Regions from separate parts of the Homo sapiens genome. Here all the other regions are linked to region 2. A link is a contact called in ENCODE Hi-C or POLR2A ChIA-PET data. All regions are on one chromosome and are shown on one strand. The core of a region is the stretch at or near the end of the contact, and the rest is flanking DNA. Distances in the headings are between cores, read along the strand shown. Region 1 has its middle 8.4 kb from the start of LBHD2. Region 2 has its middle 71 kb from the start of LINC00605. Region 3 overlaps EXOC3L4 (exocyst complex component 3 like 4).

Evidence for each region. Hi-C counts contacts between places; a loop is a spot of excess contacts on that map. ChIA-PET counts read pairs that join two places held with the same protein, here RNA polymerase II (POLR2A). Pooled maps may share reads with other maps.
Region 1: a pooled map shows a loop between it and region 2 (2.2-fold over the local background). The contact joins two enhancer-like sites. A Hi-C loop is called at or near these places in 2 of 50 pooled maps. POLR2A ChIA-PET finds 5 or more read pairs at or near these places in 2 of 52 experiments (WTC11 and naive thymus-derived CD4-positive, alpha-beta T cell).
Region 3: a loop to region 2 is called in a pooled map, with 2.1 times the contacts of the local background. The contact joins two enhancer-like sites. A Hi-C loop is called at or near these places in 3 of 50 pooled maps. POLR2A ChIA-PET finds 5 or more read pairs at or near these places in 9 of 52 experiments (BJ, MCF 10A, PC-9 and 4 more).

Annotation. Positions count from the first base shown.
Region 1 is chr14:103,073,863-103,077,852 of GRCh38, reverse strand. No RefSeq gene overlaps it. Among named protein-coding and RNA genes, the nearest start is that of LBHD2, 8.4 kb to the left of the region's middle. RefSeq lists a silencer at 1,805-2,254 and an enhancer at 2,448-3,039. Within about 2 kb of position 2,657, at least 25 of the 41 ENCODE cell types and tissues checked have a DNase peak (open chromatin) inside an H3K27ac peak, as active enhancers do.
Region 2 is chr14:103,257,930-103,262,061 of GRCh38, reverse strand. No RefSeq gene overlaps it. Among named protein-coding and RNA genes, the nearest start is that of LINC00605, 71 kb to the right of the region's middle. Within about 2 kb of position 1,406, at least 26 of the 41 ENCODE cell types and tissues checked have a DNase peak (open chromatin) inside an H3K27ac peak, as active enhancers do.
Region 3 is chr14:103,104,411-103,108,071 of GRCh38, reverse strand. EXOC3L4 (exocyst complex component 3 like 4) reads right to left here. Exons shown (of 12, transcript NM_001077594.2): 6 at 3,234-3,334; 7 at 3,000-3,080; 8 at 1,173-1,287; 9 at 529-648; 10 at 289-441. Among named protein-coding and RNA genes, the nearest start is that of EXOC3L4, 12 kb to the right of the region's middle. RefSeq lists a silencer at 2,730-2,889 and an enhancer at 2,764-3,514. Within about 2 kb of position 2,164, at least 2 of the 41 ENCODE cell types and tissues checked have a DNase peak (open chromatin) inside an H3K27ac peak, as active enhancers do.

The sequences.
Region 1 (3,990 bases), core at 1,408-3,907, 190 kb after region 2:
AATCCCAGCACTTTGGGAGGCCGAGGCGGGTGGATCACGAAGTCAGGAGATCGAGACCATCCTGGCTAACACGGTGAAACCCCGTCTCCACTAAAAATACAAAAAATTCTCCGGGCGTGATGGCGGGCGCCTGTAGTCCCAGCTACTCCGGAGGCTGAGGCAGGAGAATGGCGTGAACCTGGGAGGCGGAGCTTGCAGCGAGCGGAGATCGCGCCACTGTACTCCAGCCTGGACGACAGAGGGAGACTCTGTCTCAAAAACAAAAAATAAATAATAAATAAATAATAAATAAATAAATAAATAACCCTGGTGGAGGTTGGAGGGGCCAGGCGGGTGGATGGAGAGTGAAAGAAGAAGGTGACTGGAAGAGGCCTCCAGCCTCTCCTGGGACTATCTCACCCTGCTAGGAAGCCCTGGTGCAAGGACTTCCAGCTGTCTTCTCCCACACTAAATCCCCAGCCCCTAAGTATTGGTTGACAGCAGTTTCCAGACGTTTCCCTCTGGATGTGTTACAAATCACCCAGTTTCAGAGGGGTTTTTTATGGCCAGGAGCAGTGTCTCACGACTGTAATTTGGAAGGCCAAGGCGGGCAGATCGCTTGAGCCCAGGAGCTCGAGACCAGCCTGGGCAACATAGTGAGATCCCCCCCATCTCTAAAAAATTATTATTTTTTTTAAAAAGTAGGCTGGGCACGGTGGCTCACACCTGTAATCCCAGCACTTTGGGATGCGGAGGCGGGTGGATCACGAGGTGAGGAGTTGAAGACCAGCCTGGCCAAGATGGTGAAACCCCGTCTCTACTAAAAATACAAAAATTGGCCGGGCGCGGTGGCTCACGCCTGTAATCCCAGCACTTTGGGAGGCCGAGACGGGCGGATCACGAGGTCAGGAGATTGAGACCATCCTGGCTAACACAGTGAAACCCCGTCTCTACTAAAAATACAAAAATTAGCCGGGCGTGGTGGTGGGCGCCTATAGTCCCAGCTACTCAGGAGGCTGAGGCAGGAGAATGGCGTGAACCGAGGAGGCAGAGCTTGATGTGAGCCAAGATCACGCCACTGCACTCCAGCCCAGGCGACAGATAGAGACTCCATCTAAAAAAAAAAAAAATTAGCCAAGCACGGTGGCTCTCGCCTGTAATCCCAGCATTTTGGGAGGACCATGCGGGCGGATCATCTGGAGGTCACGAGAGAGAGACCAGCCTGAGCAACACGGTGAAACCCCTCTCTACTGAAAATACAAAAATTCGCCGGGCACGGTGGTACACGCCTGTAGTCCCAGCTACTCGGGAGGCTGAGGCAGAAGAATTGCTTGGACCTGGGAGGTGGAGGTTGCAGTGAGCCGAGATCGAGCCACTGCACTCCAGCCTGGGCGATAGAGGCAGACTCCGTCTCAAAAAAGAAAAAAAAAAAGGAGCCAGGAGTGGCGGCGCCTGTAGTCCCAGCTACTTGGGAGGCTGAGGTGGGAGGATCACTTGAGCCCGGAGAGGTTGAGGTTGCATTGAGCCGTGATCGCATCACTGCACTCCAGCTTGGGTTACAGAGCAAGACCCTGTCGAAAAAAAAAATACGGTTTCAGTTTTTTATTTTTTGGTGGGTTTTTTTGTTTGTTTGTTTTGGGACGAAGTCTCGCTCAGTCGCCCAGGTTGGAGTGCAGAGTGGCGTGATCTCAGCTCACTGCAACCTCCGCCTCCCAGGTTCAAGCGATTCTCCTGCCTCAGCCTCCTGAGTAGCTGGGATTACAGGCACCCACCACCACGCCAGGCTAATTTTGTATTTTTAGCAGAGACGGGGTTTCACCATCTTGCTCAGGCTGGTCTCGATCTGCTGACCTCAGGTGATCCGCCCGCCTCGGCCTCCCAAAGTGCTGGGATTCCCGGCGTGAGTCCCGCGCCCGCCCGGGGTGTTTGGATGTCGTCCTAAGAGGCTCCACCCACAGGGGCAGCCCCGGGGCGCGGCTGCGGGGCGCGGCCTCGGCTCCGGCTGAGGGTCTGCCCTCCTAGTGGGAGTTGCGGAGAGGAGGCGCCGCGGAGCGGAGCGGGACCAGGCCCGGGGAAACGCGGCCGGAGGCGGGGCGTCGGCAGGAGGGGCGGTGCTAACGGCCCCGGGTTCCCGGTGCTCCAGCGCCCCCTCCCGGCTCGAGAGAGGAACGCCCGACCACGTCCCTCGGCGGCCGCGGGCGGAGGAGCCGGGCGACACTCCTGTCCCCCTCGCCGCCGCCTCCAGCCTCCCCCGGCACAGCCGGAGAGAATGAGGCTCCAGGCAAAGCCAAGCAGGATCCAGGGCCGGGGCCCGCGCGGAGCCGACACCCTGCTCATAGGAAAGCGAGGCTTGCTTCCCATTGCACGGAAGGGGAAGTCGAGGCCCGGGCGCTTGCTGGTCCGGCGCAGGGAGCTCGGCTCCGGCGCGGAGCGGGGAGGGGGATCGGGCTCAGCGGGGGCCCGATCTAGGCGACTAGGAGCGCCCATCCCGGGACTGCAGCCAGGCGGTCTGGGAGGGGGTGCTGTCCTTAATTTCTGGCTTGAAGGACAGGTGACCCGGGACAGGTGGAGACGGAAGTGAGAGGGGCAGCCAGGTGATGGGGACGGCGCATGCAAGAACCCAAAGGCCGGGAGCATGGGGCTACTGCCGACACCAGAGGCTAGTCCCACCCGGTGTTGACCTGGCAACCAGCCGGGGAGGAAGGGAGCTGTCTGAGGCCACACCCGACGCCCACCGGTGTCACCCGGAGCTGAGGTCATCCGGCCCGCCCTGGGCTGGCAGAGTTCAGCCTGCCCCACCCTCAGCCCGCCCACCGCAGGGGACCTTGCTTGTCGCCTGCCCTACTTGGCCCCACTTTAACCCTGGTGCTGTGCACACAGACAGGCCTGGCAGGGCTCAGGTCTCAGGCGGAGGGTCAGGGTTGTAACTTCCAGAGCCTCTGAGGACTCCTCACTGCTGAGGGCAGCAGCTGGCAGCCTCCAGCTGGGAAGCTCTGGGGATGGCCAGGTCCTGCCGTGTGGCCAGCACAGTCTCACCTCACTAAGGGGCAGCTCCTGTTCACAGAGGTGGGCAAGGTCCTGCTGCCAGGCACGTGCTAAATGAGCACTAATTGTCGTGGGCCACCTTTGTGTAACAAACATTAACTCTAAAGTGTGTGCCCCTTCTTAAAAAGTCCTCCTTAGTACGGTGGTGGGTAAGACGGAAATGGTATGTGTGTGTATAGTGCACAAGTGTGCTGGAGAGCTACGCCATAATCCTAGCTCAGCTCACACCGCATGTCCTGTGAGCAGGCACTCTCCAGGCAATTGGCCTGAAACCAGATGGCTTCACTGAATCATGGAAGCCCTATAAAGATGGCGTAGTATCCCATTTACAGGGAGGAAACCAGGGACCGAGAGGCTGAAGAGCCTGCCTGGGGTCACAGAGCTTGTGAGGGGAGAGCTCCGTCCTGGAGTGCACCATGACACTGTGCACTGGGCTGCGGGGCCCCGGAGGCAGGAAGGTGCCGGGGTGGGGAGACACCCCGTCACTGCAGCTACATTGACACTGGCCACACCCCAGCTGGGGCCTGGAGACCTCCAGTCCCAGGACAGCACTGGGGCGGTACAGGAACACATACTGAGACTGGGAGGGAAAGAGGCTTGCCCTGGAACCACAGCTGGAGAAGCCCAGAGCCAAGGGAGGAACCCCCAAGGCCAGCGGCCCACAGGGGAGCCCTGTTGCCCTCCCTCTCCTCCTGCACCAGGGGCGCTGAGCCCTGCGGACAGGCATGATGGGTGCTGGGCCCGCAAATCATGCAGAACCCGCCCACACCCCAGCAGCCACAGGTTGAACTGATTCTTGCTGAGCTCTAAAAGCCTCCAAGGGAATCCCCTGAGCCCTAGGGGCAAAGATGTGACTGTGGCCGCCAGGGAGATAGGGGTCCAGCCCTTCATGGCCCTGGCCCCACCTGCGGGGGTTTGGGGTAGGATTCAAGGCCCGGCTAGCCTCAGTCCCGCATCATGGCTGCA
Region 2 (4,132 bases), core at 157-2,656:
ACGCTGTCATTTGCAGCAACATGGATGGAACTGGAGGTTATTATGTGAATTGAAATAAGCCAGGCACAAAAAGACAAATATTGCATGTTTTCATTCATATGTGGGAGTTTTAAAAGTGGATCTCATAGAGATAGAAAGTAGAAAGATAAGTTACCAGAGGCTGGGAAAGGTGCAGCGTGGGGATGAAGAGAGATTGATTACTGAGTACAAACATACAATTAGAAGGAATAAGTTCTAGTGTTTGATAGCATAGTAGGGTGAGTATAATTAAAAATAATTTCTTGTATACTTCAAAATAGCTAGAAGATGGCCAGGCACCATGGCTCACACCTGTAATCCCAGCACTTTGGGAGGCCGAGGCGGGTGGATCACTTGAGGTCAGGAGTTTGAGACCAGGCTGGCCAACACGGTGGAACCCTATCTCTACTAAAAATACAAAACTTAGCCAGGTGTGGTGGTGTATGCTTGTAGTCCCAGCTACTTGGGAGGCTGAGGCAAAAGAATTACTTGAACCCGGGAGGCGGAGTTTGCAGTTAGCCGAGATCGCGCCACTGCACTCCAGTCTGAGACAGAGCAAGACTTCATCTCAAGGAAAAAAAAAAAAAAAGCTAGAAGAGAAGATATGAAATGTTCCCAACACATAGAAATGGCAAATATTTGAGGTGATGAATATTCTAATACCCTGATTTGATCATTATAAATTGTATGCATGTATTACAATATCCCATGTCCCCCATAAATATGTACAATTATTGTGTACCAACAAAATAAATATGAATTCTAGAAAAAAAACTGTAGTTACTAAAAAATACTGCTGGACATTGTTCTGTGTGGGAGACGCGAGAGGGGAGAAGAAAGGGCACAATACACAATACTATTAAGGGTAAACACCTTTATTCCAAGTATATGGCAATACAGACATAATAAGCAAATCGCAGTGGGAAAGGGAGAAGAAGAGCTATGTCTATATATATTTACACCCACCAGACTATGGAGGAAGCATTACTAGCTTTGAGCTTGATCAGTCAAGACATAGGCCTGGCATTGGGCCAGGGCCAGTCTGGAAGTCAAATTAGCATTTTCCTTTTCCAGCTTACATTTCTTTTGTAGCAACCGGTCCCTATCTTGACACATTAACTTATAAGCAGTAAGCAAGCAGCATCCATGCCAGGAAATTCCCTCGGCATCCCCTTATCAAACTAGAATTTCCTGCAGCACCTCACACACAGCCAACAGTTCAAAATGCACTAACTTAGATTCCCAATTTTCACAAAAGCCAGTTCCCCTGGACTATTCAGTCGCCGAGGGGGAGAACTGGGGAAGTTCCCATCCCGGGATGTGGGAAGTCCCCGAGCCTCCAGCCCAGTCCCTGCGACTGGAAAGTGGCATACTTTCGTTTTCGAATCCTGTTCCTGATACCAAAAGTTTCTGTGTGGGAAATGCCCGGGGGGTGAAGAAAAGGCACACACGATACTTTTAAGGGCAAACAGCCTTCATCCCAAGTATATGGCAACACAAATATAATAAGCAAATCACAGTGGGAAAGGGACAAGAAAAGATATATCTGTATATATTTACACCCACTGGACTATGGAGGAAGCATCACCAGACAGGGAAGCAGCAGCCTGGGCTCCAGAGTCGGCCGCCCGTCCGCGCACAGACGAGGAGAGTTCTTGCGGAGCTTCGGCGGGGTCTGGGACCCTCACCCTTTTGTAGTATTCCTTTTTTGGCCTGAGCCCCAGGCACGAGGGCCCTTCATGACTGGACTCAGGGAATACAGGAAGGTTAGCCTATTCTGTAGATTCTGTTGTTTGTTTGCCTTAAGGTAGAAAATGTACCTTACCAGAACAATCAGTATAGGTTATTAGCTCCCAGGCAGATGCCCAGAGGCTATTTACTGGCACATAACCATTCCTTGTGTTCAAGTTCAATGGAGTTCAAATTTAATATTTAACTTTTCCTCCACATGGCTCACACCTATAATCCCAGCACTTTGGGAGGCCAAGGCGGGTGGATCACTTGAGGTCAAGTGTTTGAGACCAGTCTGGCCAATGCGGCGAGACCCCTGTCTCCACTAAAAACACAAAAATTAGCTGGGCATGGTGGCGCGCACCTGTAGTTCCAGCTACTTGGGAAACTGAGGCAGGGGAATCACTTGAATCTGGGAGGCAGAGGTTGCAGTAGCTGAGATCGTGCCACCGCACTCCAGCCTGGGTGACAGAGCAAGACTCCATCTCAAAAAAAAAAGTGACAAACATTTGAGACGATGAATATCCTAATACCCTGATCTGATCATTACAGATTGTATGCATGTATTACAATATCCCACGTACCCCATAAATATGTACAATTATTGTGTACCAATAAAAATAAATAAATATGAGTTATAGAAACAAAAAACCCTATAATTACTACAAACCCTTCTGGATGTGTAGAATATCATTGTGGACACAGTGAGAGACACATGAACTGCAAGAAAGGTGTGAGGTGAGACCCAGGACATGGAATAGAAGTACGGGGGCACAGAGTCTGTCCCCTGCTCTGCCGCCCGGTGGGCATGTTTCTGTGGTCTGGAGCCCCTCTTTGTCCTGGCTTCTGTCTTTGGTGCTTGGCTACCTTTGTGCCCCACCTTGTCCTTGCACATCATGGTAGCAATATTTTGAGGGGTGCAATGCAGGCGCCCGCCCCAGAGGCTGTGCACGTGCTTCTGGGCGAACTCCCTTTGTGCGCCCAGTACAGCGTGGAGGGGATTTCCCGTAGACACCCCACTCCAGGACCCAAGGGTTGTGTTGTTTTCCCTCCCCCAGAGCCCATGGGAATCAATGTTCTCATTCACCCCCTAAACTCTCCTGGGTCCTCCTGCTTGGCTGACCCCACAGAGTCCTGCTTCCCTTCCATTGGGTCTGGTGATTATCTTGCCAGCATTCCAGTTTTTTAAAAAGACACTTTTTTTTTTTTTGAGACAAAATCTCTCTTTGTTGCCCAGGCTGGAGTACAGTGGTGTGACCATGGCTCACTGTAGCCTTGACCTGCTGAGCTCAAGCCATCTTCCTGCCTCAGCCTCTCCAGTAGCTGAGGCTACAGGTGTGCACTACCACACCCGGCTAATTAAAAACTTTTTTTTTTTTAGAGACAGGGTCTGGCTATGTTGCCCAGGCTGATCTCGAGCTCCTGGGCTCAAGCGACCCACCTGCCTCAGCCTCCCAAAGTGCCAGGATTACAGATGGGAGACACCATGCCTGGCCAAAACCACAGCATTAAAACACTGAGTCCACCATATGATCTGGTTTCAGTGGGAGTATTGGTCTGACTACATGGACCCTCCCCTCCACTTTTCTCCCACTCCTGTGTCTGCGGCCCAACCCCACTTCGCTGGCTTATTCTCCTAAGAGGCTGAAATCCAGAGTGGAAAGGAGCTGGGCCCAGGAAATTAACTCGGAGCATTTTTTTAATGCTGCGCCCAAACGCTCCCGTGTGACTGGTTATTGGAACCTGCACAGATGTGTCCAGGGGAGGGCCCTTCCCGCTGCCAGGGGGATGCCGCCACATGCGAGTAAAGACAAGGGTCCCACCCCTTCCTGCACCCAGGAGGCCTTCCAGGGTCAACCCAGTGCCGAGGCTGGGGGTGCAGTAGAGACCAGGAGCCACAGGGAGATATGACCGTGGGTGGGACCCAGCCTGGGATCCCTGGATTCCGGCCCTGAGCTGGGGCGGGCAGGGTGGGGAGAGGGCACAGTGTGAGGACCCCGCCCACCCCATCTGGGTCCTGGAGGGAGTCTGTGCCAGGAGCCCAGGGACAGAGAAGGCTCCACCCCAGGGAAGGAGGACCCACGGCTCCCTCAGCACCCAGGACCTTGGGCATGTGCTGGAAAATGGGGCCAGGGTCACTTTTAAATATTTTGACTGATTTCTCCAATTATTCTATTGGAGTTAGTAAATACTGAGATTTGTTATTATCTAACCCATTTTTAAACTTTTATTTTGAAAAATTATAGACTCACAGGAAGTTGCAAATAATAGAGTCCTATATTCTCCCCAGATCCTCTAATGGTGACATCCTATGAAGGATCCAAAGGTGTCCTTTTAAGCAACACCCGTACTTGGTGCTATTTCATTTGTATAAAGTGTACAA
Region 3 (3,661 bases), core at 915-3,414, 150 kb after region 2:
TGGCCTGAGGTGGGGGACACCTCCCAAAGGCCCTGACCGTGAGATGGGGCTGTGACCCTCGCCCCTTCCCCGCACCCCTGCAAACTGTATGCAAATGTATGCAAAGTGCCGCCCTCCCACCTGGTTCCCTCCACCCCCCAGCCCCACAGGCGCCCCAGTCCCTGTTCCACCTGATCCAGAGTGGGGAGAACCACTCCTGCCAAAAGCCCTCCCGGCGCTAAGGCCCTAGTCACTGCCACCACTCCCCACACAGAGGCGAGCACCGAAGGGCAGTCATGCCGCCCCTACCAGGCCCTGGAAGGTGTCGCTGATGGCCTGGGCATCCAGGCTCATCTTCTGGGAGCCATGCATGCGCTCCATGCCCCGGAACCGCTCCCGTGGCCTCAGCGCCCGCGCCAGGTACTCGCGGACCACGAACCGGTGCACCTCCTGCAGAGTCTCCTGGGCGGCCCAGGGTCAGGGTCAGGGTCAGGGTCAACAGCCCCAATCCTGGGCACAGCCCTGCCAGGGCCCTCCCCCTTGTGGTACCTGTGCCCGCGGCCGGGCCACACGCTGGAGATGACCGGCGAAGGTCACCACCTTGTCCATGAGGGGATGCAGCCAGTCCTGCGTCAGCCAGTCCCTGGTGCACACAACCCTGAAGAGCGGCTGGGGACAGAGGGGCTGGGAGTCTGCAAATGTGCACTACGCCCGCAACGTAACCCCTCCCTCGAAGCCCAGTGTGCCACTCCTGACCCCTTCCCTCCTGGGTTTGGGGTGCCATTCCCTCTCCTAGCCACAGGTTATGTCACGAGCCCTTTCCCAGAATGCCTCTCCCAGGCCCCAAGCTCTAGGGGCAGGGTTTGAGTCTGTGCAGTCAGATCTGCTCAGGGCATGCCCTGGAGAAGCCTTGAGGGACTGGGTGAGGACCCTGGGCCTGGATCCGTGGACCCACCATCCCAGGCTTCGGGGGTGACCACTAAGAGCTGGAGACTGAAGTGAGAAGGCAGGCGTCTCCCAGCCGCCCCTGCTCAGCTGGGACCTCACCTGGGTCCCCTGCCCACTACCCTACACACACACCCATGAGCTCACCCTGGAATAAATGAATGCTGTGACCTGGGCCCCCAGGCTCTAGGAAATAGGGGGTGCCTGCTGGGCATGGGAAGTAGGGAGAGAGGGCCTATCACAGTCACCTGCAACTCACGCTGCAAGCCCTGAAGCAAGTGCTTCTGGAAGCTGCAGGTGGCCGTCACCAGGGGCTTCTCCAGCTCCTCTTGGGTTCCTGGGAACCTGGAGAGAAGACTGGTCCTGGGGAGGGGCCAGGACCAGCGATGAGGTGGGCAAGGGAGACCAGGCTGGGGAATAGAGCCGGGCACACAGCTCCACTCACTTAGACTACAATGTGAAGGGCAGCCCGTGGGGCTCCCCATTGTAGCTGTCTGCGAGCAGAGTCAAGTGGGGGACAGCACAGAAGCCCAGGGAGCCAGTCACAAAGGGGTGGGTCAGGGGTGGCTGACCCGTTCCCCTCTGGCAGCTCTGGGACAGACCTTCCATCCCTCTTGGTGATAAACAGTGCGGCATAGCCATGCCTGGAACATACCCTACCCTGAGCCTTATAACTGCCCCCTGAAGGTGACCATGTCCCTATTTCACTGTTGAGGAAACTGAGGGCCAGGCTATACGCAGTCCCCGCAGCCAGGGACACAGTAGAGCAGGCTGGAGTTCCATCAAGGGTTTGGCCAGAGGCTGCCTACCAAGGGGCAGAGAACGCTCCCTGGAGCTGAAACCCCAGGGTCCCAGCACCAAGGACAAGCCTGGCACAGATTAAGGACGAGAGTGTTGGAGAAGCAGTGCCTGATGGTCATGCTTTGGATTTAGGCAGGCCTAGTTCAAGTCCCAGCTCCACCACTTCCTGGCTACGTGGCCACGGGCAAGTGGCACCTCCTTTCCAGGCCTGTGCTCTGCACCTGTGCGTGGGTATACTGCGCTTGGGATGAGACGTGTCAGGCAGGGAAGGCACCCACAAAGTGCCTGGCACTGAGAAGTGCTCACAAAGAGCCAATGGGAACTGAGTCCCCTGAGGCACAGAGGTCCCACACCACCCCAGGGAGCAGGTGCTCTGATCCTATTTGACAGGTGGCAAAAGAGCCACAGAGGGGAGGTGGCTTGTCCCGGAGCACACAGCCAGCAGGTGGCACAGCTGTTCTTTGAAGTCAGACAAATGAGAAGTACTTCGGGACACTAAAATTTACACACTTTTAAAAAAGGATAAACCCAGATGGGGAGGCTCAGTCTGTGCCTCTGGCGCTGCCGCATCTGCTGAGGCCTGGCCTGGAGCTGAGGGCACGGAAGGCCAACAGCTACTGCCAGCCCACAGGGAGGGCGTCTGCCTTCTGGGGACACAGAGACCCAGACCTCACCCCAGCAAAGCCCAGGGTGCAGGCTGAGGGAGGCTTCCCAGAGAAGGAGGTGTCCCAAGATGGAAGAAATGCTGCCTGGGATGAAGGGAGGGAAAAATGGAGCCCAGGGCAGCAGGCAGGGAGCTGGAACCCCTCGGCCTCTGCTCAGCCTTGAAGAGCCATCCACACTCCCCCAGGGCCCCTGCTCGGATGGACACACACACACAAGACACACGCATCTAGGCTCTGACACACACACACCACTCAGCTCCACCCCTACACGCACATGCATAAACACCTCTTAGCTCCAACACACACACACACACACACACACAGCCCTCAGCTCTGCCAAACACGCACACACACAGCCTCAGCTCTCCACGCATGCACACACAGGCACACACCCTCAGCTCCATCACACACGCACACACACCCCCCAACTCTGCTACACACACACGCACACACACCCCTCAGATCCACCAACACACAGACACAAACACACACACACACTCCTCACCTCTGCCCCCTCCACGCGCGCGCACTCCCCTCCATCCAGGTTCCCGGCGCTCGCGCGCCCCCTGCTGGCCACGCTGCGCCCGCACAGGAGCGGGCGAGCCCTACCTGAGCTCCTCGCAGGCGTTGATGTAGGCGCCCAGGTGCGGCTCGCTCACCGCCTCCGACGCCAGAAAAGCCTTTTCAAACCTGGGGCGGGATACACAGAGCCTTTGGGGACCCTCCCTAGCTGCGCGATGACCCTGGGTCCACCCTCCCAATCAGGTCCCTACGCAGACTCCTCCCTCCCACCTGCAGAGCGCACCCGGCCAGGTCGCTCCCCTACTGAGGATGCGTCCGCACCTGGGCACGAAGAGGCCGAGCGCCCGCGTGCAGATTCGCAGGGTGGTGGCCTCCAGCTCCGCGGAGATGGCGCCGGCCGCCTTCACGTGCTCGGCCACGAGCTGCGAGCGAAGCCCCGCACTGAGCGTGCCTCCCAGCCCCCGACCTGAGGCCGCGGGTCCCCTGGTAGCCCCCGCTGCGCCTCCAGCCCGCCCCGCTGTGCCTGTCAGTCTTGGCCCCTCCAGCTTTCAGCCGCCCAACTGGAGAGTCAACTCCCGCAAACTCCCATCCAGCAGCCTCCCTGCCCGTCGGCGCGCCGGGGGTCCCCGATTTCCCCCCGCGTGGGGCCTCAGGCTCCCATCTAACGGAAGGGTTGGTTGGGACTGGATAGGAATTCGTTCTGGAAATCGCCACCGTGTGCGTGAGGCTTGAACAGACGCCCCTTCTCA